3 separate regions of the Homo sapiens genome follow, and regions 2 and 3 are each linked to region 1. A link is a loop called in an ENCODE intact Hi-C map of the cell type or tissue named here. Cell type or tissue: PC-3. All regions are shown on one strand. Each heading gives the region's core, and the rest is flanking DNA. Links, peaks and the distances in the headings are about the cores only. Region 1 overlaps LINC01483 (long intergenic non-protein coding RNA 1483). Region 2 has its middle 17 kb from the start of LINC01483. Region 3 overlaps LINC01483 (long intergenic non-protein coding RNA 1483).

Region 1 (10,323 bases), core at 1,112-9,111:
TGCTTAGAGTTGTTTTTCAGGAATTGGGGGTTGGGGGTAGGCTGGTTAAAGGTAGTTGAAACCACCAACTCTCTGAGTGGGCCTGCTCAAATGCCCAAGAGGTGACTTTTTTTGACATCAGAGGGCCAAAACGTGCTCCCTTGGAACATGCTAATGCCACCATTTTCTGAACACATGCTCTATTAAGAACCACGATGCTTGACTACACATGGCACATCAACAATTACCTCGTGATGTAGTTTGGATGTTTCATGCCCTCCGAATCTCATGCTGAAATGTAATCCTCAATGTTGCAAGTGGGCCTAGTGGGAGATGTTTGGGTCATGAGGCTGGATTCCTTATGAATGGCTTAGTGCCATCCCCTTGGTGAAGAGTGAGTTCTCACTCTATTAGTTCAAGTAAGAGCTGGTTGCTTAAAGAAGACTTATATCTCTCTCACTTCCTCTCTTACCATGTGACATGCCTACTCCCCCTTCAACTTCTACCATTATTGTAAACTCCTGAGGCTTCACGAGAAGCCAAGCAGATGCAACTACCATGCTTGTACTGCCTGCAGAACTGTGAGCCAAATAAACCACTTTTCTTCATAAATTATGCAGTCTCAGGTATTCTTTTATAGCAATGCAAAATAGACCAGTAGAAAATCGTAAGGAAGAGAAAATATATTTACTATTCATTAAGTGGAAGTGGCTCCTTAAAAAGTCTTCATGTTGAGTAGACTGAGGAAGAAGAGGAAGAAGAGAAAGGGTTGGTTCTGCTGGAAAAGCATACCTTGCTTTTCCTTGTCCCCAATCACCTTTCCCCGTGTTTTGGACCACTTTGCACCTTTATCCCAAAAATATCTTTAAAACCCTATCTTTGGGGAAGCAGATATGAGATTTGCTCTCCCTTCTCCTCGCATGGCAGCCTTGTGCATAAAATCTTTTCTTTTTTCCAAAACCTGTCATCTCAATAATTGGCTTGCTGCACACAGGCATCTTGAACCTGGTCACTAACATACTCACCATTTTGGAAGCTCTCTGAAAATTATCCTTGTGGGTTTCTATGGAGGCTTTATTATATAGTCATGATTGATTACATCATTGGCCACTGGTGGTCAACTGAACCTTCAACCTCTCACCTCTATCTGGAGGTCAGAAGATAGGGTTGAAAATTTCAGTCCTCCTTGGTTGGGTGTGGTGGCTCACGCCTGTAATCTCAGCACTTTAAGAGGCCGAGGCGGGTGCATCACCTGAAGTCAGAAGTTCAAGACCAGCCTGGCCAACATGGCAAAACACCATCTCTACTAAAAATACAGAAATTAGCTGGGCGTGGTGGTGCATTCCTGTAATCGCAGCTACTCAGGAGGCTGAGGCAGGAGGATCGCTTAAAGCCAGGAGGCAGAGGTTGAGTGAGCCAGGATCACACCACTGCTCTCCAGCCTGGGCCACAGAGCGAGACTCCGTCTCAAAAGAAAAAAAGAAAAGAAAAGAAAAGAAAAGAAAACCTCAGTCCTCTGATCACAGGCTTGGCCTTCCCTGTAACTAGCCCCCATCCTGAGGCTCCTCAGGAGCCACGAGCCATCAACCATCTCATTAGCATGCAAAAACACACATCAGTTAGGGGATTTTAAGAGTTTTAGGTGCCATATGCCAGAAAATGGGGATGAAGACCAAATATATATTTCTTTTTATAAATCATAATATCACACTAAATAAGGAATAAGAGATAATTTTCCCCTCAAAGAGATAGACCATAACTCCCCATCCCATAAGTGTAAGCTACATATATTGACTTCTTTCCAAACAGTAAAGAAAGGAAAGCTGGCTGTGGTGGGGAGAGAAGGAGAGCATAACTTTATAGTAGAGAAACCTAATAAACCTCATCTCAGCCAAGTGATCAAAGTTAGCAGCAACAGTGATGTCATGTTAATACCATGTACCTTTGATATGATTTAATAAGAATAGCCCTTTACCTCTGTGTTCTTCCTCCTCAAAATCTGTAACACCTGTATAACTGAAAAAACATCATAAAAATTGCATACGGATGCACCCTACAAACTGACTACTACTCCTCAAAACTGTTAAGGCTGGACCGATGTGATGGGTCACACCTGTGATCCCATCATTTTGGGGGGCCAAGGCAAGTGGATCACTTGAGACTAGGAATTCAAGACCAGCCTGGCCAACATGGTGAAACTCTGTCTCTACTAAAAAATACAAAAATTAGCCGGGCATGGTGGTGCACACCTGTAATCCCAGGTACTCGGGAGGCTGAGGCACGAGAATTGCTTGAATCTGGTAGGCAGAGGTTGCAGTGAGCCGAGATCGCACTGCTGCACTACAGCCTGGATGACAGAGCAAGAGCAAGACTCTGACTCAAAAAAAAATAAAAAAATTAAAAATTAAAATAAATAAATAAAAACTGTTAAGGCTATTAAAAAAAATAAGAAAAGTCTGAGAAACTGTCACGGCTAAGAGAGGCACTAGGAGACATGAGTAAGTATAATGTGATATCCTAGATAGAATGCTAAAAGGATCACTAGGTTAAAATGAGGGAAATCTGAATAACATACGGACTTTAGTTAATATATCAACATATTGGTTCATCAGTTATGACAAATGTCCCATGCTAAATGTATGATATTAATCATAGGGGAAACTGAGCACATGACATAGGGGCACCATCTGGACTACTTTCACAATTTTTCTGTAAATTTAAATCTATTCCAAAATTTAAAAGTTTACTTAAAAAATCCATTCTGAGTTATCTTCTCCAACTACCCACTACCAATCTTAAGTAAAGAATGTCTCTACTCATTTTAAATTTGTAAAAAGTAAATTGAAACCAACATTTTCAAAATGCCCCTTTTGATCATCCTCAATATTGGCATGTGGCAAGTTTATTGGCAATGATAAAAGTGTGTGTTTTGTTTATCTGTATTTCTCCCTGCAAGGAAATAGTCAAACTTTCATGCTCTATTGTCTGACAGTGTTCCTGTTGCAAGGCAGAAGTCTGAAGTTGTCTGAAGACAACTTCATTTTTTGGCTTGTGTCTTCAAAACCCTAAATTTTTTTTTAGTAGATCATAGTAAGTGTATTTCATATAGGGTGAAAGAAGTGAGAGAAGTATTAAAGAAAATGAAGTATTAGGAATAGAGAGAAATAGGAAAATGTATAGTTCCCCAAACTCAGGTATGTTACAGAGATCCTTGAGTCCTATGACTAGTAGGGATCCCAAACCTGTTTCCTCTCAGCTTCCTAGAAAATGACCAGGCCTCAGTAGACTGAATGGATCAACCTAGGAAGGCTTCACTCAGAACACTAGCAATCCTGATCTTTCCAAAGATGCCAATGCCCAGACAGAGAAGCAGCAGAGCCCCTCTACAAGGGCCCACACCAGGGTTAGCCCTTGAATGTTTTCTATACTGCCTAAGATGCCGGGAACTTTCCTTCAACTCCCTAGGAACCCCAGTTTTGATTGACAGTCAATTCCCTGCTAAGCCAGCAAGTTAGAAACTGAGAGTCAAATTTAATTAAATTTTTGTAAAAATAATCTAACCTTTCCTCTGAATTTGTACAGTAAGTTTTGCACCTGCTTCAGAAACAAAGTGTAGAGCTATCACTGAAAGAGCATCAAACACTGCACTTTGAGTTGAAGAATAAAATGTTGCATACGAATATCATACCAGATAGAAGGGAGACAAAGGACTCCTGAAAGATGCTCTCAGCAAATATTTTATAATAAATATAATATCATTTACTGAATCCCTAATTGGACACGTCCCTATGTAAGCTAAAAATCATCAAAAAAAAATCATCTACCAAAAAAAAGCCTACAGCTTACATCATACTTAGTCATTAATGGATTATATGATAAAAATATGCTAGGATTGTGCATACATAATTGCAGTTATCCATACTGTATGGAGGGAACCAGACAGAATTAGCCCACTTTGAGATGTGAGAAATGAGTCTCTATGCAGAAAAATAACTCACCCGAGATCGCACTGCCAATAACTGTCATAGCTACAGAGATAGAAGGAAACTCTAAACCTGTCCTCTCTTGAATGCTAAGGTTCACCTCCCTCTTTGGCCTCAGCTAGGTCTGCCATTTTTATCACGGGACTATTTTTATGCAAGATTTGCCAACCTGGGAAAGAGTGGCTTTGTTTTTATAGGTTGTGTCTTCTTCGGGTAAAGAAAGATTTGGGTCAAAAACAGTTCCATTTCATTTTGTAATCAGAAACGTTTCATGGAAAATTAAAATTGCTACACAAGCTATACTGCACACATCATGAAGTGTTCACTCATAAGAGATCATTGAGGCACCCCAGGACACTTTGCCCGTCTTCAGATCACACTCCTTTCATTCGATGTAGAACATTTGGTCTGGGCTTCAGAACCCATGAAAACCGAGCTGATACTTCAAACGGTGGATACTTCGGGTCAGGCAAAATAGCATGGAAACTTGTACATGCCATAAGCACCTCATCTATCCGAGCCAGAGGAAGACATCCACTGAATGTCTGCATTCAGCTCTAATCCAGCCTCCCTAGGACCCACAAAAACACGAGCATGTCCCTCCATTGTAATGCAGACTCTACCAAATAAACAAGCACCTATAGATTTAAAAACTTTTGAGATAATGTATCACATTTTAAATGATAACATAAATAAGCTGCTTCAAGATTAGGACCTTACATAAGTGGTATTAGAGTCACTGCAGCTGTTCAGTGAAAGTGTCTCTTTCTACTTCTTCCTGCTGATTTTTTTTGTCCTTCTCTGCCAAAAAAGCATTTACTACATTTTTTTTCAATATTTTCTCCGTGTCAAGTGGAACTTTTTCATCCAAATTTCACTGCTCAGGTCCATATGTCTCCTTTTTCTTCTTTTTGTATTTTTTTTTAAGATACCACATAACAAAAATGTTTCTCTTATATTAATTTTGTTACTCAGGCAAAGTAAACCATCAGTCCTTGGTATGTCATACAAAAGCCAGAAGAGTAGTGACTCACTCATGCAGAGATTTTATTTAAAACATTTGCTCTGTGGTCAGAGTAGATTAAAGACAGATCAGGTTACCCTCAGAGCAGTGCAGACATAGTGAGAGTGAGAGATGTTGCCACTTGGTAGATAAACCACACACCACTCACATGACAGTCACTTTCCTTGGTCCCCTCCTTCAAGACTGGAACACCTGCATTCAGCAGACTTGGGCTTTACTGACCTTGTAACTCTGAAGGGTTCTTGAAAGGATCTGACATTTTAATTTTGTGATAAAAAATGAAATGGCTGCTGAAAGATCTGAATGTCCCTTAGGGACTCCTGGTACATGAAGAAATGAAAAAGAGAAACTGGTGGGGAAGAAAAGGGAAAATAAAAAAGAAAAATGAGGGAAAGGAAATAAACCAAAAAGAGAGCACTATGACAAGTTTCCATTGTTCTTTTTCTGTGCCAGAGAGAGTGGAATTTTAAATGATTGCAAATTGAGCGGCTCATGGGTAATCGATTTGGTCTCCACCAATAGAGGTCAGAAACCCATGACATGTAAATAATATTTATGCAGTTGAAACAAGGAACAGATGAAGTCCATGGAAAAGAATGAATCTCTGCTTTTTGATTTTTATAGAAGAGCACAAATTTCAACATCTGAGACCGACATAGTAAGAAAACTGCTCATAGTAAAAGCTGATGTGTGAATGAATATCCGTAACTGCCAGTATTTATTAGTCTATGTGCTATTTAGCTCAGGTCTACCAACTAAAATTAGTTAATAGTCGACCAAATTCATTGGTCAATTCATAAAAATCAGCTAATTAACTGATTTTGTGTGTGCGCGCGCATCCATTTTCAAACATACTTGTCCTAGAGCAACTTTTCTTCTTCCCTTTCATTCTTCCTCCCTTTTTTCTTTCTTTTTTTAAATATGCAAAAAAACACTAATTCTTTCACACTTAAAACAGCTTGTGACCTGCTGAAGATGGAAACTGTCAAGAAGATCATAGGATCTGCGGATTAGAAGAAATTCCAGTGGTCATCTAGCTGGACCTCTGATAAGGGCAGGAATCCTTTCTACAACATCTGGTAGTATATGGTCACCAAAGAAAGCCTGCTTGTATATTCTCATTGATAAGGGACCTGCTATTTTGTGGGGCATTTAGTTTCATTGTTTATGCATCTATGTGTTAAATCCATATTTTTAGGTGTGGGTAATAAATTAATAAACAAGAAAATCATAAGATAGTGATAAGTATAATTCAAAGCATTAAAACAGAATAATGTGAGAGTGTGTAGATAGCTACTAAAGACTGGGTATTCAATGATGGTCTATTGCAGGATATGACATTGGGGCTCAGAAATAAGTGTTTTCCAAGCAGAAGGAATAGGTAAGATGAAGAGTCTAAGGTGGGAATCAGCTTGGCATGGAAAAATAAATAAGCAGGCTGGAGATGATGGGCTAGGTTCAGGGTACTGAAAGACAAGCCTGGAATGGGTGCAGAGATCATTCAATGCTGGGCTTTGTGGGCTGTGACGAGGATTGTGTGTTCTATTCTAAGCACAATCAGATCTATTAGGCAGTTTTAAACAACATATTTTAAAATATTGCTCATGTAGAGAGAATAGAATCCAAAGCAGCAGAAATAGAAGCAAGGAAACCAATTATAAGGCTATTATGATAGATCAGGGAAAAGATTTTGATAGTTTGGATTGTGGTGGCAATGCAAGAAATGGAGAGAAGTGGAAGAGTTTGGATTATGCTTTGGGGAGGTTAGATTGGCACAACTGGCTAGGTCGACTTTGCAGCATGGGGTGGAGATGAGTTAAAAAAAAAAAAAAAGAATCACATGCACTGTCAAGATACCTGGCTTGAGCACCTGAGCAGGAGATGGTACAAGTTACTGACATGTAGAAAACTGGGGGATGACTAGGTTTCCAGGCAATAAAAGTAACCCAAGAATTCTGCTTTAACCTCACTATGTTTGATGTCTGCCATGTAGGGAGTTGGCCAAACAATTCAGATGTTCCAGATAGAAGCCTGATATTTTTAGGCATCTGCATTTTGTAAGATAATTAAATTATTAGTAGGTTAGTCGTAATATTGAACTGAAATTTTCTCCTTGTAATTACTACCCACTAGTCCTAGTTTTGTCTTCAAAGGAAAGACCACTTCTCACATGATGATATGGTTTGGCTGTGTCCCCAGCCAAATCTCATCTTAAATTGTAGCTCTCATAATCCTCATGTGTCGGGGAGGAGGGACCCAGTGGGAGGTAATTGAATCATGGGAGCGGGTTTTTCCCGTGCTGTTCTTATGATAGTGAGTAAGTCTCACAAGATCTAATGGTTTTACAAGGGGCAGTTCCCCTGCACATGCTCTCTTGCCTGCTGCCATGTAAGACATGCCTTTGCTCTTCCCTCACCTTCTGCCATGATTGTGAGGCCTACCTAGTCATGTGGAACTGTGAGTCCATTAAACCTCTTTTTCCTTAAAAATTACCCAGTCTTGGAAATTTCTTCATAGCAGTCTGAAAATGGACTAATACACATGACAATTCTCCAACTATCTGAAAAACTGAAGGTTGATATTTACTGTACACCTGGTATGAGCCAATTATTTTGCTGATAGTCTCTTATTTGGACTTTCTAGGGTATATGAGGGCATGAATTATTTCCCCCTATTAAAGAAAACGGAACTGAAGTACAGAGAGAGTCTCTTGTCTAAGGTCACAAAGCTACAAAGTAGAGAAGCTGAAATTCAGTGCAGATCAGTCTTATTCCCAAGCTCATCATTGGACTGTATCTCTCAGACCCAGGTGAGTTAATACTAGTGCTCTCAAGTGTTTCTCAGATAGCAGGGCTTCCAGAATGTTTCACCATTCTCAAAGTCTTCTGCTAGCTTCCTACTTCAGCAACATCTCGCTTAAAATGTTGGTCCTTCCAGTGAACACATTTGACCTGACCAAGGAGGAATACACCCATTTTCTGAACAGATGCCTTCATAGAATGATGCTGGACATTGCATTAGAGTAACCACATCACACTGTTGGCTCATATAAAATTTGTGGTCAACTGCTGTCTAGCCAGGGCTCCCACATCCTATACTTGTGCTATAATTTTTTTTGCCTACATTAAAAACGTCAGGATATTTGAAACCTGAGTCTTTTAACTAGCAAATTAGTTGTTCCCTCCACTTTTCTTCCAAAAGCAGGTCTGATAAGTGAGCCTTTTGTCTTTGTCTCATTTATTGATTAAAATGACATTTATGTTATAGAATCAAAAATTTCAATATAATAAAAAATAAAGCTTAAGATTTATTGTGTGCCTACTGTGTTTCCAATATTATTTTAAGTCTCAGTTTTCTCATCTTTAAGATGGAAATCATAATAGTACCAAAGAGCGAATGACAAATTGCCTGTGAAATTCCTAACTATAAGGTCATACTTATCTATCACTCAAAACTTTGGAAGACCATCTTATTTTAAGACAATGTCCAGCCTTTGATATTAAGCCACTCTCTGATGTAACTAAGGAATATTGTATTGGGAAAGTATATGGAAACTAAAAATTAGACCGCCAAAAACAGTTTGCAATGGAAAACAAGAGTAAATGATCTTATTATGTCACTGAGAGTTGCAACCACTGCTTAATTGCCCACCGATAGTCTGGTAAGTAAGGCATTGTTAATGTGCTTCCCATTCTACCCCAACAAGGAAAGGGGCCTCCAGGAAGAAGATCCTAGGGAAGGACAGTAATGGAAGGAATGTGCTGAAACTCCCCCCTCTGCCCAAATCCAATACATCTATTTCTTTGTGCCCTGCACATAATCTGTGCTTCCCTTAGTTCAGATTCCCAGAAGCAGATCATGAGACAAGGGCTCAAGTGTAAGTTGTTCGTTTGGAGGAGATGCTAGGAAACGCCAGAAAAATGGGAAAGCGAGCCAGGAAAGGAAAATAAATAAAAGGTGCATTACTAAGGTAGTTACTACTGAGAGTAAATGTGACATAATCCTGCTGCGGAGCTCTAGGAGCCAGTGTAGAATTTGTGTCTCAGCGTTATCCCATCCTAGTTAGTTAATTATACACTAATTCCCATCAGTCATTGATTGAGACTGTCAAGGTAGGGAGTTATTTCTCAAGCACTTCCAGAATGCCCTGTGCACCAAAGAAAGCTGTCAAAGAGTTGGAACCATGATCAGGCCTGAGGGAATGTAGAGTGGGAATAACAGAATATGCTACACCCAGTGAAGGTTTTTCAAGACCTCCAAGCTCTCCAATAAGCTAGATGATCAAATGTATATTTTTCTGGCACGGTGCATGGCCAACAAGAGCAGTTAAAATAATAGAAGGGTGGCCAGGCGCCATGGCTCATGCCTGTAATCCCAACACTTGGGACCCTGAAGCAGGCAGATCATGAGGTCAGGAGTTTGAGACCAGCCTGGCCAACATGGTGAAACCCCATCTCTATCAAAGATAAAAAAATTAGCCGGGTGTGGTGGCACACACCTGTAATCCCAGCTACTCAGGAGGCCGAGGCAGGAGAATCATTTGAACCCGGGAGGTGGAGGTTGCAGTGAGCCGAGATTGAGCCATTGCACTCCAGCCTGGGTGACAGGGTGAGACTCTGTCTCAAAAAAAATAATATAAGGGTGTACTCTGGACAACTCAACAACAGCAACCACAAAAATTTGTAAATGGGCAAAAGGACTTAAATAGACACTTCTCCAAAGAAGATACACAAATGATTATTCACTGTGCTTATTGCACATGAAAAGATGCTCAACATTAATAGGGAAATGCAAATCAAAACAACGGTGTGGTATCACTTCATGCTCATAAGGATGGCTCTTATGAAAACAAAACAAAACAACAACAACAACAACAACAAAAACTAAAAATAACCTGTGGTGGTGAGGATGTGGGGACATTAGAACCCTTGTAAACTGGTAATACAAGTGTAAAAATGCAGCCACTATGGTAAACAGGAAGTTCCTCAAAAAGTTAAACATAGAATTATTATACTATCCAGCAATTTCACTCCTAAGGATATAACCAAAAGAACTGAAATTGAGGACTCAGACATATATGTGTGCACTAATGTTCCTAGCAGCATTATTCACAATATTCACATTATTTATATTATTGTTCATATTTTCCCACCAAAAGGTGGAAACAACCCAGCTGTCAATAGATTCATAGATAAACAAAATGTGTTATATACATACAAAGGAACATTATTCAGTTACAAAAAGCAATAAAATTCTGATACGTGTTACAACCTGGATGACCCTTGAAAACATTATGGTAGATAAAATAAGCCAGAAGGACACAAAAGGACAACTATT
Region 2 (10,323 bases), core at 1,357-9,356, 79 kb after region 1:
CCGGCCTTTCATGTGAGCAGGAAGGAAATGACTGACAACTTTCTCGTCTTTATGGAAGGCGGACTTTATTTCCAGCTCTCAGGTCAAAAGGCGGCGGAAAGAAAACAAAACCACTAAGAGATAAAGGCTAAAAATAATGTCCTGTGGGGTGAATCAACCCAGTTTGGGACCCTGAAGACAGCAACAAGGCAAGGATGTGCGTAGGGCTAAATCTGCGTCATCCTTCACAGGTGGTCGTGACCAGAATCAAAATGCCTGGGCAAGAGAGGAAGAAGTTCTGCAAACAGGTGTGCTGGAGGGAAGGCGTGGGGAGGGGAGAGGAAGAAGCCATTGAGTCGATCCTGGGCTTGAAGCCCACACACTTTCCCAGCAGTTCACCTCCGGGAGAGCCCAGGGACTGGACATGGCCTCGGAAGGAGCTAAAAGTTGATTTGGGGTTTTGTGGTTTGGGTGAATGCACTTTCAGTTTAAAATATAAATAGATGTGTTTATGCAGTTGGGCTTTCTTTCTCTTTGCTTTTAATTGTCACTTTAGAAGAAATAAGTCTATGATTCACAGGCTAATGCCAAAAAAAAAAAAAAAAGGAGTTCTCATTGGGTGATTTCCTACTTTATAGGAAGCAATGGGAGAATGGGTTTAAAAGTCACACGAAAGACATCCGCTAAGGACTTTGATGATGAGTATAAGAATGATTCATTTTATTTATATAGCACTTTAATTGTGTTTTTAGTCACATTCTAATTTGGACACACAACTATTCCAGGAGATAGATAAGGTGATTATTATTCATCGTATTTTACAAGTTAGAAAACAGAGGTCAGATAAGTTAAAGATTGCACGTTCCCTTATAGACTGAGCTATAATACACACACACACACACACACACACACACACACACACACACGAGGCAGAATCATTATCATTATTTCCCTAACTGCACCACTGGGCAAACCTCCAAAGGGGAAAACTGGTATTAGATGCTGCTAAGGAGAATAGCGCAAAAAAAAAAATACTGAGTACAAGAAGTATGAGAAGGATTCTAGCCTACATGGATTTAAAAACAAACTAAATCCCAACGGGATTTGAGCAGTGCTACCTTACAAGGTCTTTCCAACTGGCTGCTAAATATTTCCACCAGAATGTGCCACTAGTCCTAGATACCACGTCTATATGTACTAAACAAGACTGATCATCTTTCTTTATCCTTCTCCTTCCTTCCATTTCTATGTTAATGATGTCACTGTTTTCCCAGACTCCCAGACTCCAATGAGTTCTCCAATGTATCCACCTTCCCTGCCTTCTAAATTCAATCAGTCCTCTTGCTTCAACCACTGAAATGACTCTTACATGTTTTCTCTCTTATATCCTAATACGATCTAGGATTCCTCCTACCTAGACAAATGCAATAATTTGTTCTCGCTTCCCACTGCCTCCAGGTCTAATACAGCAGCTCCAGTTCATCTCAGGATCTATTCCAGCCAATCTTTCCTTAAATGTGACCTGATTATAACACTCTGCTGCTCAACACTCTCCACTTGCCATAGAATAAAGTCTAAATTTGTTGGCCATGACATTTGACATTTGAGATCATTCATACAATGGTCTCCAATTGTACATTTACAAAGATCCCCAATTTAAATAACACTGTAAGACCACTTTCCCCAAATATTTCCTCTTACCTCAATATCTGCCTGCTCAAGGTTACTTTACCCTAAATATGCCTTCTTACCTCAATATCTGCCTACTCAAATTCCTACATCTCCCTTCTTTGTCTTCAGAAATACTCACATCCTTCAAGGTCCAGTTCAGATGTCCTCTACTTGACGGAGCGCTTTCCAGTTCTCTGAGTCATTAGACACCCCATTCTTTCCTTCTGCTCCCACTAGACTTGGCATCTCCCTTGCACCATCTATCACATTTGGCCTCTTAATAAAATTGTTTTGTTTGTTTCCTAATAAATTGCAACCTCTTTCAAGGGAAATCATATTCTATACTTTACATCCTGGAAAGTGCTTGACATAACCCTTTGCTCATAGAAAATACCTAATATATATCAGTTGTAATAAATTAGAAAGACTAACCAAAGCTTGTAGCATAACTTCCACGTTATTAAAGCATGCAATAATAACTCCAAGCTACTTGCAATTCCCCAGACATTTATAGTGAAAGCAATAGCTATTATTTACTGAGCATTTATTATATGCTAAGGATATCCTATGCATCTTCTAGCTCACAACAACCCTGTGAAATTTGTCATGTTCAAATTTTACATACAAGGAAACAGAGGATTAATAACCCCTACAAAGCTACACAGATGGGAGGCAAAGGACAGAGAATCAAGGTTACCTAATTCCAGAATGTGCTCCTCACCGCCATGCTATTGCCACAACTAATGTCACGGATGTGTTTCCACAGGTATCCTGGACAGTATAACCAGTTTCCCTAAAGAGGTAATACTTTTTCACCAAGGCATACACATCCTCTTGCCCAGCCTCCCCTTGAAAACAGCTGGATAAAGTCATGATGGGTATAAACCATGGCTCAACACCAAGCTGTGAGCTAAAAGAAGGAAGAGAATCTAGAGCCCAAGAGTAGAACGGGGGTCACCAAAGCAAGGCCAAGACAGGAGCAGACCCAGTAGCTGATAGGAATTGAATCCAATGACAGTGAAGCTGGAAACCTGACTTGGAACAGACAGGAGCAGACATATGGACAAGTGCAAGGTCTGAAGAGGCCAGCAGTAGACAGGAACAAAACAAAAAGCTGACCTGCAAGGGGTCCAGAACACAGACATGAAGAATGGGCAAGGAGTCAAATTCAAGCAACCCCAAGGCCACAGCTCCAGATGTGCTGATGTTTCTGGGAAGGCAGACACAATCTCAAAAATTATCTGACTTGGGATTTTTAGGTACAGTTAAATGGAAAGTCCTGCCTAGAGAAGAGAATGGTGTTTGGGGGGAAAGTAATTCAGAAACTTCCGATAATTTATTTTTATGTCCCCAAAAGGGCATGGCACAATTGAAAGTGCACAGTAAACACTCCATAAACATTTGTCAATTACCTAATAGAGACGGAAGTTTGTTTATTTGTTTTTCTCTTGTAAACACAAAGTAAATCATACCCAGTCAAGTGCCCCTTGCTTAAACTAGCACAATAAATCCAAAGTACCCTAAAGAGGCCATTCTTTTGCAGAGTGCAGAGTTGAGTCCTGCGGGAGAAAACTGCTCTATTTCCTAAGCCTGAGTAACTGGAAATGCCATACATCGCTGCCAGGGAATAAGCAAAGATCCCCTGCCTACTTAAGAGCAGTACAAGCATTCTCCAAGATGTTATGATTTCAAGCAGCATTTGGGAAGCTAGCTTGAATCAAAACTAGACTCTTCCAGAAAGACCCATTCCATAACAACACTTCAAAAACTCATCTTTCCCAGATAAGAAAATTCACTATACATCATCATCAAATTTCCCAAAAAATCCAAGTTATCTCTGTTATAAAGGTCAAAATTCAAGGCCAATCATTCACTCCAAACAGAACTTTTTCAGAGGTCTGAAATTCCCAGATGAGTTAGACCAGACAAGATAAACTCTGCCCTTAGAGATTGCAGGAGAGGGGGGTTTATCTTCAGCAATTTTCCCTTGTAATCTTTGCTCTCAGATATCCTGAACTGAACCCATTATTCTATTTCAAATAGTATCAGTAACCAAAGTCAACAGAGAAAAGATTATTTTTATTGTTTATGAAATACTTAATATTGTATGATATTGAAGGCTTAAACAAAATATCCTTCTTCATGGGTTACTCTATAATAATAATACCACCTGTAATAGCTTCCATTCAGTCCTAAATAAATTCTCCCTTCCTGCTAAACAGGAATATAAAACTTTAAAACCCATGAACAAAATTAACATTTTTAACTAGGTCATTTTAACTAGCCAGTTCTCTATTTATCGAGGATGTTGTGATCTAATCATTATTTCCCATAATAGGTTTTGCTTCTTTAATGATTTTAGTAGGAAAATCAGCCCCTTTTATGGGAGCTAGGATAATACACACATCCCATAACCGGTATCAGCCCTGTCTAAGTCACAAAACAAAAAGGCAACACAGTCATTTAAATCACAAATGAATACTCACATTTAGGCTAGGAAGAATATGTCCTAAGCTTTACCATAAGCTAATGGCCAAACTGTTAAGTCTACATAGATGTTTCTATGAATCTACTGAAAAGTAATGAAAGTATGAATATAGGAGAGGGTTCTCACTGAAGTCTAAAACATAGGTTAAAAGTTTTTTTTCCTTTACCCTTACAGAAAGGAGAGGAAAATCAGAAAAATATTAACATAACGTAACTGTCCTATGGAATAAATGCAGGTGTCCCCTGATGGGAACATAGTTCCCTCAACACTGTAGTTAAGACATTTTCCTCTAAGGCTAAGTAGAAGCAACAACACGGGTCTTACGCGCTTACCCATGCAGAGGCAGAACCAAAAAGTGTGTTCAACCGTCCAAACTCTGCTGGCCAGCCAACCTTAGACATTCGCGGAATATCACTTCTTCACCTGACTGGGTAGAAAATAACTGACATTAAACACCTGGAACCCACAACATTGTTCTCATCTGGCAGGCAGCATCAGAAAAACCTAACTGTCTATTTACAGGAGAATGACCACATATATAGAGTACATCCTACTATAACATGCAATCTGCAGTTTAAAATTAAAAGTGGTTCTGAGTATACTTATACAGAAAGAGCTTCAAGAGATACTTGACATGTTACAAGCACGTTTATGTTTGGGTGTGCAGTGGGATACCATTTACAGAAAGCCCAAATCACAAAAGAGCATAGCTCATCTAGAAGGATAAGTCAATCCAGCAACAGTGCCAGGATTGAGGGTCGGCCACCAACAAGGGCTTTGGGTTTATTTTTATATTTTCACAATGAGAAGTGTTGATGTATCTTTTATGTAAATGCCTTCTGCTCTTCTCTCCTTCCTCCAGCAAGGGTTCTGGCCAGTCATGGTCGTCATGTTTAGTTGCAAGAAGGGCAGCCTCTCATGCAGCAAGCAGCCATGATGGGCCATGTGGCTTACTATGTAGGATACATCACCTGTGTCCATCTTCTTGGGAGATTTCTCCTAGCACTTAGCTCTGGCTTCTTGAAAGTTATTTTATTTTATTTTATTTTATTTTATTTTATTTTATTTTATTTTATTTTATTTTATTTGAGGCGTAGTCTCGCTCTTGTCACCCAGGCTGGAATGCAGTGGCACGATCTCGGCTCACTGCAAGCTCCACCTACCAGGTTCACGCCATTCTCCTGACTCAGCCTCCCGAGTAGCTGGGACTACAGGCACCCGCCACCATGCCCGGCTGATTTTTTTTTTTTTTTTTTTTTGTATTTTTAGTAGAGACGGGGTTTTACCGTGTTAGCCAGGATGGTCTCAATCTCCTGACCTTGTGATCTGCCCGCCTTGGCCTGTCAAAGTGCTGGGATTATAGGCGTGAGCCACCACGCCTGGCCCTTGAAAGCTACTCTTAAACTTTTTAGCTAAATGACAAAAAGTTTTATCTTTTTGACCCCATTGCCTTTCAACTTCTTAGAAAATGCTCCATTTCAATCAAACAAGGTAGTTTGTTGCTCATAGTACTATTTTCCTGCTTAAAGACCTTCCGGAGCCCCTCTGCTCCCTGAAGCTTCCTCTGGTGGTCCTCTGAACCAGTATCTTTTTTCCTGAATTAACAAACTTTTTAGTAGATTTCCAAAGCACTTTAGTGAGTACTGCAGCTCATAAACTAGGATTAAAAACAACAACAACAAAATCTATGCCTTTTTTATTTCCTCCAGTTCGCTAGGCTTCCCCACAGCAGAATGATAGCATCAATAATTTATAATAATTCTCCAAGTAAACTAATCATGCAAACCACACTAATAAAACATTGTAAGCCTAGAACTGTGCTAATGACAACACAGTGGTTACAAAATTAATGATCTCCCTCAACTCTTTATCCAAAAATATCCCACAGCACTTTACGGTTTTAAGATATCAAGAAGCATTTTCCCTCTGCACAAGCAATTTGCTGGCTTCCCCCAGAAAGCACAAATGGCCAGGATAGGAAGTGTATGCTCAAAACTGGAAAATTACAAATATGTGAACCAGCTCTTGAAATTCCCCTTTGCACTGGATTAGAGCCAGGATAACGAGTCTTACACTTCCAGCCATGCATGAAAGATGTTTGGGGCTTTTTCTAATCCAAGACCCAGAGCACTTTTTCATGTTGACTTCCAGGGGACAAGGCACTAAGTGAAAGCATATCTTGCCACATGATTGACTTTTCTATTTTTTCTATTTATTTAAATGTGTCATCACAGCTAACCACATCCTTCATTTTATCCCATCCCATTAAGAAATACGATAAGAGATTTGAGCCCATCATTGGTTTTTTTTAAGTAAGGATTTAAACAGTAGACATGAAACAGAAGGAATAGTCAGAAGGCCTGAAATTGAGCACTATTCAAACACAGGTAAAAAGCATGAAATACCACCAAATCTGACCACCCATCGTACATTCACTTATCAATATGAAAACACTTCATCCACGGTAAAGGGCTTTGAAAATGTAAGTATTATTTTAAAGGCTATTATAAAATGTCCAATGAGGACTTTGAGCTAAGCATATTGTATAGCACTAAATGTAGTGTTGATAGGCACTCGGGATTTTTAAACATCGTTACTCATTGTTATTAAGATGAATAATTAGTGTAGCAGCTGTTGGTGAGCCAAACACTGATCTTTGATATGGACTTACCAGGAAGAAATGCCCATTTTCTCAGCCTCTTTCCTCTCCCCTCCCCTTGGACCCCAAAGCCACACAGGATGAGCAAAGCAGATCATGTGTTTGATGCATTGTATATGTGCAAACCAGACTGTGTACACATCAGTCTTCTTTGAGGAACTTGCACTAAGAGGATGGTAAGGAAGGAGCAAAGCTGACTGTCCGAGTTGACTTCCAATCAGGATATCCCAGCTGGAAGCAAGCCAGCTTCCGCTCCTTTGAATAAAGCAAGAAAGACGTGATCTTTCTTATAAATGAATGAACAATACCATCGGTGTGACCCCTTTTATAGGCTTCAGCCTTCAGTGTGACTCTAAGTCATTTGGTAACAAGTGAATTCCCGAAAAAGACTGGTCTGGCAATAAAGTCTGAATGTTCCAAAAGGCAGAATTAAACTGCCTAGTCATTCCTCTTCAAAAATCCACTTTTAAGTATTTCCTTTAACTTCAATGATTACCCTCAGGAGTAGTGAGAATCTAGGCATCTCATATACTGCTGACAAAAGAATGTGTGGGTGAGACCTCTTGGTGTCTTCGCATTACTTAACAACAAAAGCTTTCAGAATGTCCTTAACCTCTAACATAGAAATCCTGCTTCTAGGAATTTATCCTAAGTAAACATTTGTAACGTCACAAACACTTGGCTACAAGAACAATTTTTATAAAGCAATTTATAAGAAAGAAAAAATGCAAGACATCTTACATACACAGTAGTAATAGCCAGTTACATTCACTATAGTACACTCATATGATCACATATTTTGCAGTTATTAAAGAATGAGTATGCTTATTAAGAGTAATAAGAGCAAATATGTTTTCATTTTGGTAAATTTATATTTGTATTGGTTGTGTGTAGGAGAGAAAGACACACACACACACACACTTTGAGAGTCTAAACCCAAAAAATATAACCAGAGTTATTTCTGAATGCTAAGACTGTGTTTCATCTTTTTCTACTTGCTTATCTACATTTTCCCAATGAATATCTTTTATTTTAATAACAATTTCTTAGTTATGTTAAAAACCTGCAACCCGGAGCAGTACAAGATAGTTTTTGTTTTTGTTTAGTTTGGTTATTGTCATTGTTAATATTTTGTTTCTGGTTCTTATGTATGCTTTTTACTTGTTTGTTTGTTGTTTTAAAGGCAAGGTTATTAAGGTATGTTTAGCTCATGGACAAAAAGAGTTCTCCCAGCACATTTCCAGATTATCCTGCTTCGTATGCCTTTCCCTGCTGACCTGATGAAAGAGTTCTCAACTGCACTGGGGAAGAAAAATAACTTCAGGATGGAGAGTCAGAATAACCCAGATGAGGTTTACAGCCTGGGCAAGGGTGAAGGTTGTTGTGTGGACCCTTATGAACACAACTGAAGTTCCGGACTGGTTGGTAGTTAGCACACACCCTCCAGTTTCCATAATTGTACTTCCTTAGGCCACTGGTGTGAGATCCTTACTCTACCCCTTCTCCATGGGGTCATGAAGTTAATCCTGTTAAAACACATACACAAGATTAAATCATCTTTTCATTTTTCAGACAAGCACATAACACCACCCTGACACTGAGCAGATCATCTCCAGCTCCCTTCATATTATGCTACTGGAGACCAATCTTTATAACCAGAAGAGGAGGAGGAGGAGTTATTCTAACCTGTCGTTTTCTTCCTTTACATCACTTTTTCCTTTTAGGTCATATCCAAAAAAGGAAGGTAAATATATGTTTTAAATCATCTGCAGCAGTGTCTTAAATTATGTCATTTCTTAAAGGAGGAGGAAGAGGGAGTAGAGGAAGAAATAAGAAAGAAAACGGGAAAGAGAGGGAGGGACGTGGAGGAGAGGAGAGGGGAGGGAGGGGAGGGAAGAGGGGAGGAAGAAAGGGGACAGGAGGAGAAGGAAGGAAAGGAGAGGGGAGGGGAGGAGAAGGGAAGGGAAAAAAGGGGATAGGAGGGGAGGGGAGGGGAGACGAAGGGAGGGGAGGAAAAGAACATTAGTGATTATCTTTCTGGTTCCTTTTCTGCTGAAGCTTCACCTGTGAATTCTTTCTATGAGATCCACTACTGGGAAATTCTGGGAGCTCCAGGGAAGAGCTGCACAGCACATTTCTGGCTAAATAAATAAGGTTTTCTATCTTGATTTATTCATTCAGCGAGTACATGTCTCCATGTCAAAGGCTGACCTAAGAATCTTCCTTATAAAAATTCAGCAAGCATATCATTGCATTTTTTTTAATTAAAAGGATTGTGTGACAAGGGAAGCAGTATTCTACAGTTTATCAAGAATGAGTAGAGGAATCACTATACAAAGTATAATTTGTGCCTTTTTTCATATCTGACTATTCTATGTACTTTTTTTTTTTTTTTTTTGAGATGGAGTCTCACTCTGCCACCAGGCTGGAGTGCAGTGGCGCGATCTCAGCTCACTGCAAGCGATTGTCCTGCCTCAGCCTCCTGAGTAGCTGGGATTACAGGCATGCACCACCACACTCGGCTAATTTTTGTATTTTTAGTAAAGACAGCGTTTCACCATGTTAGCCAGGATGGTCTCAATCTCCTGACCTCGTGATCCACCCGCCTCGGCTTCCCAAAGTGCTGGGATTACAGGCATTGAGCCATCGCGTCAGCCTTTCTATGTACTTATTTTGTAGAATTCCTTCTCATCTGCTTAAATAACCATAAGTGATGAGAAATCTACCAAGTATAATATGACTTTTCATTTGCAAGTGTGTACCGCCCCAAGAAACATCATGGCGCCTTCTTCAAAGTACGCAGAGAGTACTCTTCAGATTGTAAGTCTGGCTCAAGAATAAAGAATGGAGAGATGTTCCTAGGCAAGTTGGAGGCTTCTAATCCCCACCCACACACTGCCACACCTTACCCCACATTCTGACACAGTCACCCAGACCCCTTGCTCTGTAGACAGACAAATTCACAGAAAGTCAGTATGTGCCTCAAGGCCCACCCTCAATAAGAACAAACGGGGTCCACTTAGAATTCTCCCCAAACCACAGCAATTTAATATCAAGGGCACCAAAGAGAAAAACAAGACAATTCCCATTTAGGACATAAATGAATACTACTGTTAAATATGATTTTTAAAGTCAACAGATAATTAAGAGGATATTTTAAGAACATTTGCCATTTAGATCTAACCTTTTGAAATTGGTGTCACAGTGGCCAAGTGCCAAGGGGCAGTCTCAGCAGCAGACTATTTACCAAGAGGGATCTTGCTCAGACTCTGTTTTACTCTGTGATGTTCACTGTATTACAGGAGTAAGTGAGGATCTGAGGATAGCTTTTTTTCATCTTGAGGGACCCCAAAGTTTCTATAAAAGAACGTGGGAAAATCCATAGGTACTAAAGGGAGTATCTTCTATCATTTCCATATTGTCAGTTGAAATAAGGAATAAGCATGTATATAGGTCAGCAGGCTTTTTCTTTGTAATTCTCTGCGGTCATCTCTCTTAGGGGCGTAACTACTGCTCTACAATAACA
Region 3 (10,323 bases), core at 774-8,773, 57 kb before region 1:
AAGCACCTAGATTAAAAAGCTAAGCATAGCCAGCTGCAACTCCAGCCACACAGGCTGTCACGCTTGTTAAATATTCAGGAGCATGCACTCATTTGCTTGGTCACTGCACTAAGCAAAATAAAGGCCTCCAGTCATGTCACATGCTAACATCGAGGAGAACCAGAGACTACGGTTTGTATTAATTGAAAAGTCATGTCCGGACTTCAGCCCTTGCTTCCAGAAAGTTCAGGGCAAAACTCATGAATTCCAGGAATGCACGGAAAGAGAATCAAAGAACAAAACTGGATTTCTACCTAAGTTTAGAAATCAAAGGCTACTGATCTAATGCTTTAGCTGAAATCTTTTATTAGAAATGGCAATAAAACCCAACTAAACAGCTAGAACACAGATCATGTTTTATTCCTTTACATAATCATTTCTTAACTTCATGTTGACAAGAACAACGTGATCATGAGTTATATTATTTCCTGGCTTAGAGTAAAAATGCCTACCTTTTTACAGCTGGGGAATGATTTGTCACCCTTCCTCTCCATACCACACTTCTTCTCTTCCACCAGAAACCCATTATCTGTTGGAGGGACTGAGGCAAGGAGCTGAATCATATATTTTCCTAGTGTCCTTTACTTGTTACATCTGTCTTGTTAAACACAGAATGGAAACTGTTATGCTTTGGCTCTGTGTCCCCACCGAAATCTCATCTCGAATTGTAATCTCCATAATCCCCACATGTTGAGGGAGGGACCAGGTGGGAGATGATTTGATCATGGGCACGGTTTCCCCCATCTGTTCTTGTGATAGTGAGTTCGCACGAGATCTGATGGTTTTACAAGGCAGTTTTCCCTGCTCACTCTCTCTCACCCACCACCATGTAAGATGTGCCTCTTCCTCTTCCGCCATGATTGTAAGTTTCCTGAGGCCTCCCCAGCCATGTGGAACTGTGACTCAATTAAACCTCTTTTCTTTATATATTACCCAGTCTCAGGTATTTCTTTATGGCAGTGAGAAATCTGACTAATACAGAAACCTATGAGGCACTTGCTTCTGAGGGACCCAAGGGACCCAAAGGCAGGTTTCTATTTGAAGAATTTAAGACAAAATTGTTGTGGCAAGATTTTCAGAGGGGGTCAACTACATCTACCAACCTTATCACACGCTTGTACCTCAAACTCTTAGTGTAGACCTGTGTTAAAATCACAGCCCCATAATCAAACAAATTCAGACACCAACTGGATATTAGATGGTAGTTTTTAAAAATCATTGTTTTAATTTAGGTATAAAGTGATGTTTTCACTATACATTAAACAAATATTTCTCTTTTGGAAATATATAATGAAATATGCTATCTATAACACATCATAGCATCTGCTATGTGGGGAAGGACTGGAGTAAGGCTGGTAGAGATGAATAGAATTGTTTATGAGTTAATAATTTTTGAAACTCAGCGATGCGTTCAGGAAAGTTAATTGTGATGTGCTTTCAACTCTTCTATGCATATGAGATTTTCCATAGTGAAAATTATAAAAAATATATTTTGATGTGTTACATGTTATTGTGGTCCTGATGCTACCATTTCTCAGCTGTGGAATATCAGGCAAATAGCTCTCTGAGCCTGTTTCATCTGTGTACTTTTCATAGTCATAGCTACCTCTTGGAGTAACGAGAAATGAATGAGATAGTATGTATGAAGTGACCAGCAAAGGGTAGTTACTCAGTGAAGGAAAAGGCATCTTCATCGTGGCCCGATTTCTTCTTCCACTCCAGATCATCCTTCAAGTAGAGTCTGCTACTGGCCCTCAGCTGAGTGTATACCTTTCTTTTGTCTGCTGGTCAGCCAGAGTCTAGACTGAGCTCCAACTTCTGCTTACTTTATGAAATCAGATAGGACTTTAAGAATTCAGCTTGCCGAGTGGAAAGATAAAGTCTTAATCTCCTGTGTGAGCTCCCTTCCAACTCCCACCCCTTCCAAAAGAACACAAATATACATTTGGATTTTCCATAAACAAGAGCACGTGCCAAACAGGTTTGTGTAGATTGCAGAAAAATGTTCTTTTGATTCAGATCCTGAAAACACATCACTGAATGACTGTACTAAGAAACAGCATTCACCAGTTCAAAGTTGCAGCTGCCTGCAAAGAGCTAATACAACAGATAAAGCTATAGAAGTAACTTGTGACTATTTTAATCATGCTGACCTGAATATTTTTAAATTAATACTTTTTTTTTTTAACCAAACACAGCATTGAATCTCCCTGAATGTTAATGGCGTAAACCAAGCTTGTCCAACCTGTGGCCTGAGGGCAGCATGTGGCCCAAGACAACTTTGAATGTGGCCTCACACAAATTTGTAAACTTTCTTAAAACGTTATGAAGTTTTTGTTTGCAATGCTTCTTTAGCTCATCAGCTATTGGTAGTGTTAGTGCATTTTATATGTGGCCCAAGACAATTCTTCTTCTTCCAATGTGGCCCAGGGAATCCAAAAGATTGGACATCCATGGCTATAAGCAAAAGTGAACAGTGACCTAACGGTGTTTGCGTAGTGGACCTTCTACTATGCTGAATTTCCTTAAGGGAGGTAAATCATTGTAAACAAACACTGTGTTCTTCCAAGAGAGTTGGTAGAGAGAATTGTAAATGGAAAACTATCTCAGGTTAAGTTACACAGAAAAGGTATTTTTCCAGCGTTTTAACCCTAATTTCATCTTTGGAGGATTGGAGTATTATTTTCCCTCACACAGCATCTTCTTTCTGTATTCTAGCACTGTGCTGGGTATTGAAAGTAGAAAGACAAACAAAGTCCTCACTTTAAAGAAAAATTACGCAAACAACCAACATTGACTAAGGGTTTAATGTGTCCCAGGCATTGCAAGGAACACTACATTTATCCACTCCTTTAACAAATATCAAGCATCTACTTTGTGTTAGGCAGTGTTCTGGCACTGGGGATGCCGCAGTGAATGAAATATAAAATTGCTTCCCACGTGGTGCAAACAGTAAGAAAATAAAATGAATTTACTTATTAAAAAATTTCTATGAGATGGTGCTTTATAATTCCCGTTTACAGATGAGGAAATTGAGGCACAGAAAGGTTGAGTCATTTCCTTAATATTCTAGCAAACAGTAAACCTGGATTTTGTATCTAGTGATTCTCTCTCCAGAACCCAAACTCCTTATTATTCTATTGATGATTCCTCTGGTTCTGTTTTGCCACCCAAAAATGGGCCCAATGAGACTGGACCCAGTGGGGTGCTGCAGCTAGAACACCATGCCACCCAGAGTCACACCTGGACAAATTACTAGACTAATGAACTGGGGGAGATATTTCGGAGGCAGGGTCAGGTCTGCTAAAACCCATCCTGGCCACTCTGCTCATCAACCCAGGCCAGCCTCACCAATTTGGCCTTCTGCCTCTGACCTTTTGCTTTTCGTCTCAGTCATTATTATCATGTAATCTTAAACCCTTAAAGATGGGAGAAATCTGAGATCATTCTTAATCTGGTTTAAACTGAGAATGAGCCCGTGGTTGGCATCTCTCTTCTCAGAGCTAAAATTAAATCTGCAAAGCCCTGTATCAAATTTCTAATTTTTTTTCTCCCTACCCTTTCTGCCACTTTAATCTCTTAACCCCAAATCACAATTGGTGCAACAGCTTGGGGCCAAGCCACTTCAATCAAATTCCTACTGGTGATAGGTTTTGCAATATACCAAGACTGCAAGGGCAATTAACTTTGGCAAAATAAGGGTCACACCTAATTTCCTGAGAAACTCATAAACTTCATGTAATCCTGAGTAACTGGACATCTATCAAAGGGTTCATACAGTAATTCTCTTGAGAGATCATTGTAATCTGCCAGTTTGATTAATTCCCCAGAAATATAAAGCTGAAGTTGATAAGCTTAGCCCTCATCCTGCTGCACGGAGAAAAACTTGAGCTGTGGCAACCTTCTAAGACACTGCTTAGGCCCTCCTTTCCCGTGGGAAATTGTTTTCACACTTTTGTAATATTTTCCATTGACTCTGTGCTCAGGGGAAGAATCTGAAGCTGTATAGACACAGATTCACTATGTTTACTTCTCAGCTTCATGAGATCTCCGACTTCACCTTTAAACAACACCCATCTATTTGGTAACTCCAATATTATGAAAGAACTGGTGTTGGTATAAAGATGTGAGTTTCCTTGTACATATTGTTAAAGTCAAAGAAAATCATCCAAATTGTGATAAGAGAGAATATACGCCAGTTGAGCTCTCTGCTGTCAGACAGCGGAATAAAGACATGATATGAAACCAGGAAAGATACCTAGAAGCCCACTGCCTCCTTGGCTTGATGCTTGGATGTTCTGGTGTTCGCCTATTACTTGATTCCTCAAGGTTGCTCAGAAACTTACACTTCTGTGTCACCAGGAGACACTTTGAATATTTTGCTACTGTTCCTCATTCAGCTTTGACCTTCCTAGCAGATAAAGGACAAGAACATACCACATTTTAGGTATTCACCAAATAATCTCAACATAGGCTGTTTGCTCAAGCAATTAGAAACATCTGTGCTGTTTTCAATGTGTTTTTGTTTGGTTGATAGTTTTGCTGGTAGTGGAGGGGGCTGTGTTTTCTTTTTTTAAATTTCTTTCAGCAATTATACAAACCTTGATACATTTCTTCGTCAAAGGATTTGAATCAAGTATTAGGAAATTGCATGGAATATTTTGGGCATCAGCTCCTTCTACCAGGACTGATCCTTAAAATCAAAGGCAAAAACTGCTCTATTCCCTTTTCATGCTTGTTTGCAGTCTGTTTGTCAAATTATCTGTTTGTTTTTAGCAAAGGCTATTAAGAATTATTTTTAGTTTAGATACACAGACCCTTCTTAAAATGTGGTGATGTTAGTTTCCTGGATACTAGATATGACATTTGCAAGTAGACATTGGTTTTCCACACTATATTTTTTAAAAAATTATTATATCATTACCCATGATTTATTCCACTCCAAGGGGCCTCCCAGGCATTAGTAAGTGATGCTTGCCCGAGCCAACTTTTAAAAGTCATAATGCCCTTCTAGTATTTATTCAGGGACATTCCATCTATTCTTTCCCTGAAAAAAAAAGACCACATTGCTTTTCTTCTGCGTTTAATAGCCCAACACAAATCACTAACCAGTGTTAAGGCTGACAAGCTCAGCGAGGGCCGTCCATTCAGCAGCCAAGCTCAGCAAAGGTGCATCTTCCACAGCAAACAAAGGGCCCAAAATTGAAAACATCTGCTGGCTGCTCTGGTCCCAATCTGTTAATATTGTGAAATGAATGATTAAAACCACTTCATTAACTGTAGGTACTAGAAATGCTACATATAGGTGCATTATCACTCAATGTGTGGTTTAATTTAATGTCTTGATTCCACTGGGAAAATGCCTAATCCATAGGCTATCAGTGATTTATCACTATCCTCAGATATCTACAGTATTGCTAACATTTTTTAAGTTAAAACATTCTTTGTCAATGATGTTTAAAAGGAAATGGTATGGAGCTGGTTAGTGGAGGAGAAAATGTAGGATAGAGGATTACTAGATATTGATGGCTTGCTTACAAAATCATACGGGTTTTTTTTTTTTTTTTTTTTTTTTACAATATACAGATCTGCTGCTTTGGACATCAATGATGATATTTTGCACAAGTTAGTCACCTGCCCTTGCTGCTGACTTTGCTTTGATTCACCTCTCAGTTGACTCATTGATTTTTGGACTCCAGTGCAAGCAACAACAAACTATGAAAATACCAAGGTTTAAGGCACTAGATGAATTAGTCAATGATTCTCTATTACTGCCACCGAGGCTCTGAGCAAAATACAAAGTATAGAAGTGTAGATTCCCCAGTTCAGTTTGTGTATTTGATCAGTTTCTCAACAAAAGCACACTTAGCCTGTGGGCATGACAATTATTTGTGTCATCTTACTGCAACTGTAGGATGTTTAGTATTCATGGCCCCAGAACCAGACGGTAGTATTCCCCTCCCAAATGCACGCACACCTACAAACTCAGTCACACCCCGCATTTCCAAAATCCTAAATATCTCACTCTTTCTGCCATCTTGTAGCTGTCCAAAGTACACACCCAAAATACTTCATTCTCCCATGTTTTCCCTCCCTTTTCCATGCCCCTTCCCCACCCTCCTCCCCGCCAAAAAATTGCCTAAGTCCTGGTAAAATGCCTCAGCCCAAATTGTTCACTATAATATTTGTTGATTTAAGGATCAATACGTGTTCTGATCCTTGCCATTTGTAAAGATAAAAGCAATTTAATGATCCAATTAAATTAACTCACAGTAAGGTCTCAATGACTAATAGACGTAATCTTTTTAGGGGTAATTACACATGAAGAAAGAATAGCCCCAACTACAGCCTTCTCCCAATGCCTGTCATGCAAGACAAAAATCATGAACTCAAGACTCCCTTTATGAAAGGTTGATGACTCCCGGTACAGTGGAAAACTCAGGAAACCCTCTTTTTGACTACAAAAAGTTTATAACAAAGAGATTTCATTTCTCCAGTGTCATCAAAAACACCATATCCAGATTAGTGTTATTATTTTCCCATTCTCTAAGAGCAAAGCAAAGTTAAAACTAAGGGAGAGGAATAAGAGGACTTGGATTTTCTGGTTGTACCTTGATTCTGACAAGTCTTTCTGACTTGTCTTGTGACAAACTAACCAGAAACCCCAGACATGTCTTCTCAGCAAATCTCCTAAGTTTTTATTTTATTTGGCTGCAGAAAAAAAGCAGTTTTATTTAAGTTTTTAGGTTTTACTAAATGCAGTCCCTCTTCCCATAAAAATTACAGCAAAATTCAAAGTCCAACGAAACGACAAATGGTGTTGCATAAATTTTAGTACATAAATTTTCGGAGGGAAAAACAGGTTTGACTTTCATTTTATAAAAATTTCATAGTCAGGACTTTCTTCTTGTGGAATTGCATTGCTGTCTTCAGCATTACCTCACAAATACTCAGAGAAAACACTGGTGCTCTTAAAATGATTTGAGTTATTTGTCTTTCTTGGTACGCCTTGGTACATCATTACGTTGAAGGATTTAATTGCAAGTGAAGAAACTCAGTATGTTCTCGGAGTTATTTTCCATTTTTCCCTTAGCATGGGCATTTTACTTTGACGTCACTAACAGTCAGTGAGAGCAGAGACAGGCAGTGGTTAAAAGAAACCACAACTAGCGGAAAATACACTGATACTGTTTCTTTTGTAGTTGTCATTCATTGGTGGTGTCATTCATCATGCACTATTGTATAAGTAGTCATTTTTAGCCCTACTGTGCAAGAACAGAGGCAGATTATGCTGTTATTCCTCGAAAACTGGTACAAGAAAGAAGGTTCACAGCTCCCCCTTGGAGCTGCTGATGATAAAAACCTGTTCACAATGTTTAGCTGCAGCTCTGTGACTGGCTCGTTTGAGGAAAATTCATCTTAATAGTGCTATTTTTGGAGACATTTTTGTAAAAATTACTTTAATCATTTATTTCTCTAAATTCTGTGATTTTTGCCTTCTATAATCCTTTGCAAATGGAAATTACAACTCACTAGTTAATTAAAATATTATTATTGGGGCTTCAGTATAGACAGCAAGAAAGATATAACACATGAGAATTATTTCCTTACTGTTGTCTTATGTCAATATATGTGTATACATGTGTGTGAAAAAAATAATTTTTAAATCATATTGTAAAAACCCTAAGTTGAGTTTTTTTTAATCAATAGAACATCATGTTTAATATAGCTGATAATTGACTATTATGCATCTCAAGAGAGGAAATTTCTAGTGCTCTCATTACAAAGTAGGTGAAGTATTTGAGTGGATAAATATGTTAATTCACTTAGTTTCCTCATTCCACTTTATATTGAAAAAATCATAACACCAGTTTGTGCCCCATAAGTATATGCAACTATGATTTGTCGAATACAGTTAAAAGTAAAAAACAAAACAAAAAATCCCTCTAAAAAAGAACCTGTGGAATCAACTTAGCTAGTTCTCATTCTTCTATTTATACCCTGAGTCATCAAGTTCTATGCTTTAACATGTTTTAAAACATATCTTGAGTTCATTTAGAAATGCCAAAAATGTATAATTACAAAATGAGCAGCAATGTACCAACCACCCAGCTTAAGAAATAAAGTGGGCAGGGTGAGGTGGCTCATGCCTGTAATCCCAGCACTTTGGGAGGCTGAGGCAGGCAGATCACCTGAGGTCAGGAGTTCAAGACCAGCCTGGCCAACATGGTGAAACCCCATCTCTACTAAAAATACAAAAATTAGCCGGGTGTGGTGGCAGGCAGCTATAATCCCAGCTACTTGGGAGCCTGAGGCAGGAGAATAGCTTGAACCCAGGAGGTGGAAGTTGCAGTGAGCCAAGATCGTGCCACTGCACTCCAGCCTGGGTGACAGAGTGAGACTCTGAAAAAAAGAAAGAAAGAAAGAGAGAGAGAGACAGGGAGAGAGAGAGACAGAGAGAAAAAGGAAGGAAGGCCGGCCAACATGATTGAAGCCCCAAAGAACCACTTCCCAATTATATCTCCTCTCTGTCCCTTAGAAGCTAATTATTGTCCTGAATTTGGAATTTATTATTCTAATAAGTTTCTTTATACTTTTGCTACCCACATCACACAATGCGTGTCTCTAAACTATATGTAAGTGGCACGCTTTTACCTTTATATGGCATTATACCATATATTTTCTCCTGCACCTTGTCCTTTTTGATGCTCTATGCTGTATTTGTGAGATTCATCGTAGTACAGTACATTCTTAGTATGGAATAGTATATAGTAGTGAAAGAAAAAGTGTAAATGATGTTCTGTATTTGTTCTTCCTCTGCATTGTAATGACCAGTGCCTTATTGCAGCCTCTCTGGCCTTTATACTTGGACCATTATCACTGCCTCAGGTCTCTACCTACTCTAAAGTAACTTCCATTATACTGCCAGGCATGTGCTTAGAAACACTACTTTCAAGATACTAAAGTGTGCAAAAATATTTAGTGAATCTCTGCTCTTTAGCACATCAGGGCCAAGCTCCCATGCCTAACTTTCAAAATGTCAGTGCCATGCACACATCCTTCAGCCCACCCTGAAGGTCACCTGCAGCATCAGGGGGCAGTTGCCACACACATTCATGGTTTTCTGCCTCAACTGTCTGCACCGCTTCCTGCCTGTGGCTCTGGCTACAGGTGTGAGCTCAGCCTGCAGGAGGACCGGCCAGGTAAGTTATTGCCCCAGGCAATAAGGAAGCACAGAAGCTGGTAAATATACGGTGGGGCCCAGGTGAGAAAGGCCCACCTGTGTCCTGGCTGAGGGTCTTCAGGGTTCTTTAGGGCCCGAGGATTCCTGAAATAATGGATCACCCACCTATGCTTTAAGACATGCTTTAATTTTTTTTTTTCTGGAAGCCCTGTGACTTCCCTAAAAACTGAATGAATTCTAGAACAGACCTGCGGTGCCAATGGGTCATGTTTGGTTAGAAGGTGATAATCTACAGAATTCTATGGATTCCAGGTACTATGGACCTATTCCGTATGGACTAATAAGAGGACGAATCTTCTTTAAGATTTGGCCTCTGAGTGATTTTGGATTTTTACGTGCCAGCCCTAATGGCCACAGATTTTCTGACGATTAGTAAGTATTTATTCTTTTGACTTAATTATTGTCTCCTTTTCATGTGAATTTATTACTCCCGTTGAAATCATGTACTTACCAATAAACTATTTGCTATTCAAAAAAAAAGAAGCTGGTAAATAAAGACCCAGCTTTTTTGCCCACAGTGGAACACTCCTGAGATATGCTCTGTGTGGCCTTTTAGAAAGTCTCTAGGATGATGGAGCCCCAGTTGTCCATAGTGATAACCCATTCATTCACCTAAACTGTATTGGCTTTTCTCCCTTCCTGTCTCACCTCCCCACTGTCCACGTGTGCCTCACAGGTTCACCTCCCACAAAAACTACTTATACTTGAGTCCTTTCCTGAAGGTGTGCTTTTTAGACAATTGCTACCAAAATTGGCCCTTGATAGTTACCCTCAGGATAAGATTCTGCAATTGAATCACTTGCCAGTCAATGGCAAGGGGCATCCTCCTGCTGATGGTAAGTGTGGTCATGATAAGCCTGGCGGGCTGCAGCCTCACACTTACTAAGATGCTCACCTGTGGTGGGTCAAGTCCAGGTAGAAGGTATCATGCGTTTACTCTGGCACTGGAAATTTATAACACTAGCTTATGGGAGTTCTCTAGCTCTGGAAAGATATAAGAGCAATGTAAATTGTAAAGATTCTAGAGTTAAAATAGTTTT

The links. Hi-C counts contacts between places; a loop is a spot of excess contacts. Peaks named below come from ENCODE experiments on the same cell type or tissue, not always from the same donor. Only the 100,000 strongest peaks of a DNase experiment are listed, where the experiment ranks them.
Region 2: a loop joins it to region 1, with 4 times the contacts of the local background. A loop is called at or near these places in 4 of 110 quality-filtered maps.
Region 3: it touches region 1 in a loop (3-fold over the local background); 4 of 110 quality-filtered maps call a loop at or near these places.

What each region holds. Positions count from the first base shown.
Region 1 is chr17:69,649,831-69,660,153 of GRCh38, reverse strand. All of the region lies in intron 3 of LINC01483 (long intergenic non-protein coding RNA 1483), which reads right to left. Among named protein-coding and RNA genes, the nearest start is that of LINC01483, 61 kb to the right of the region's middle. In PC-3, for the core only: no CTCF peak of the experiment used is centred there; a DNase peak (open chromatin) is centred at 5,043; H3K27ac peaks cover 454 bases.
Region 2 is chr17:69,571,473-69,581,795 of GRCh38, reverse strand. No RefSeq gene overlaps it. Among named protein-coding and RNA genes, the nearest start is that of LINC01483, 17 kb to the left of the region's middle. In PC-3, for the core only: no CTCF peak of the experiment used is centred there; a DNase peak (open chromatin) is centred at 6,255; H3K27ac peaks cover 1,743 bases.
Region 3 is chr17:69,706,527-69,716,849 of GRCh38, reverse strand. The region is part of intron 3 of LINC01483 (long intergenic non-protein coding RNA 1483); the gene reads right to left. Among named protein-coding and RNA genes, the nearest start is that of LINC01483, 120 kb to the right of the region's middle. In PC-3, for the core only: no CTCF peak of the experiment used is centred there; a DNase peak (open chromatin) is centred at 5,719.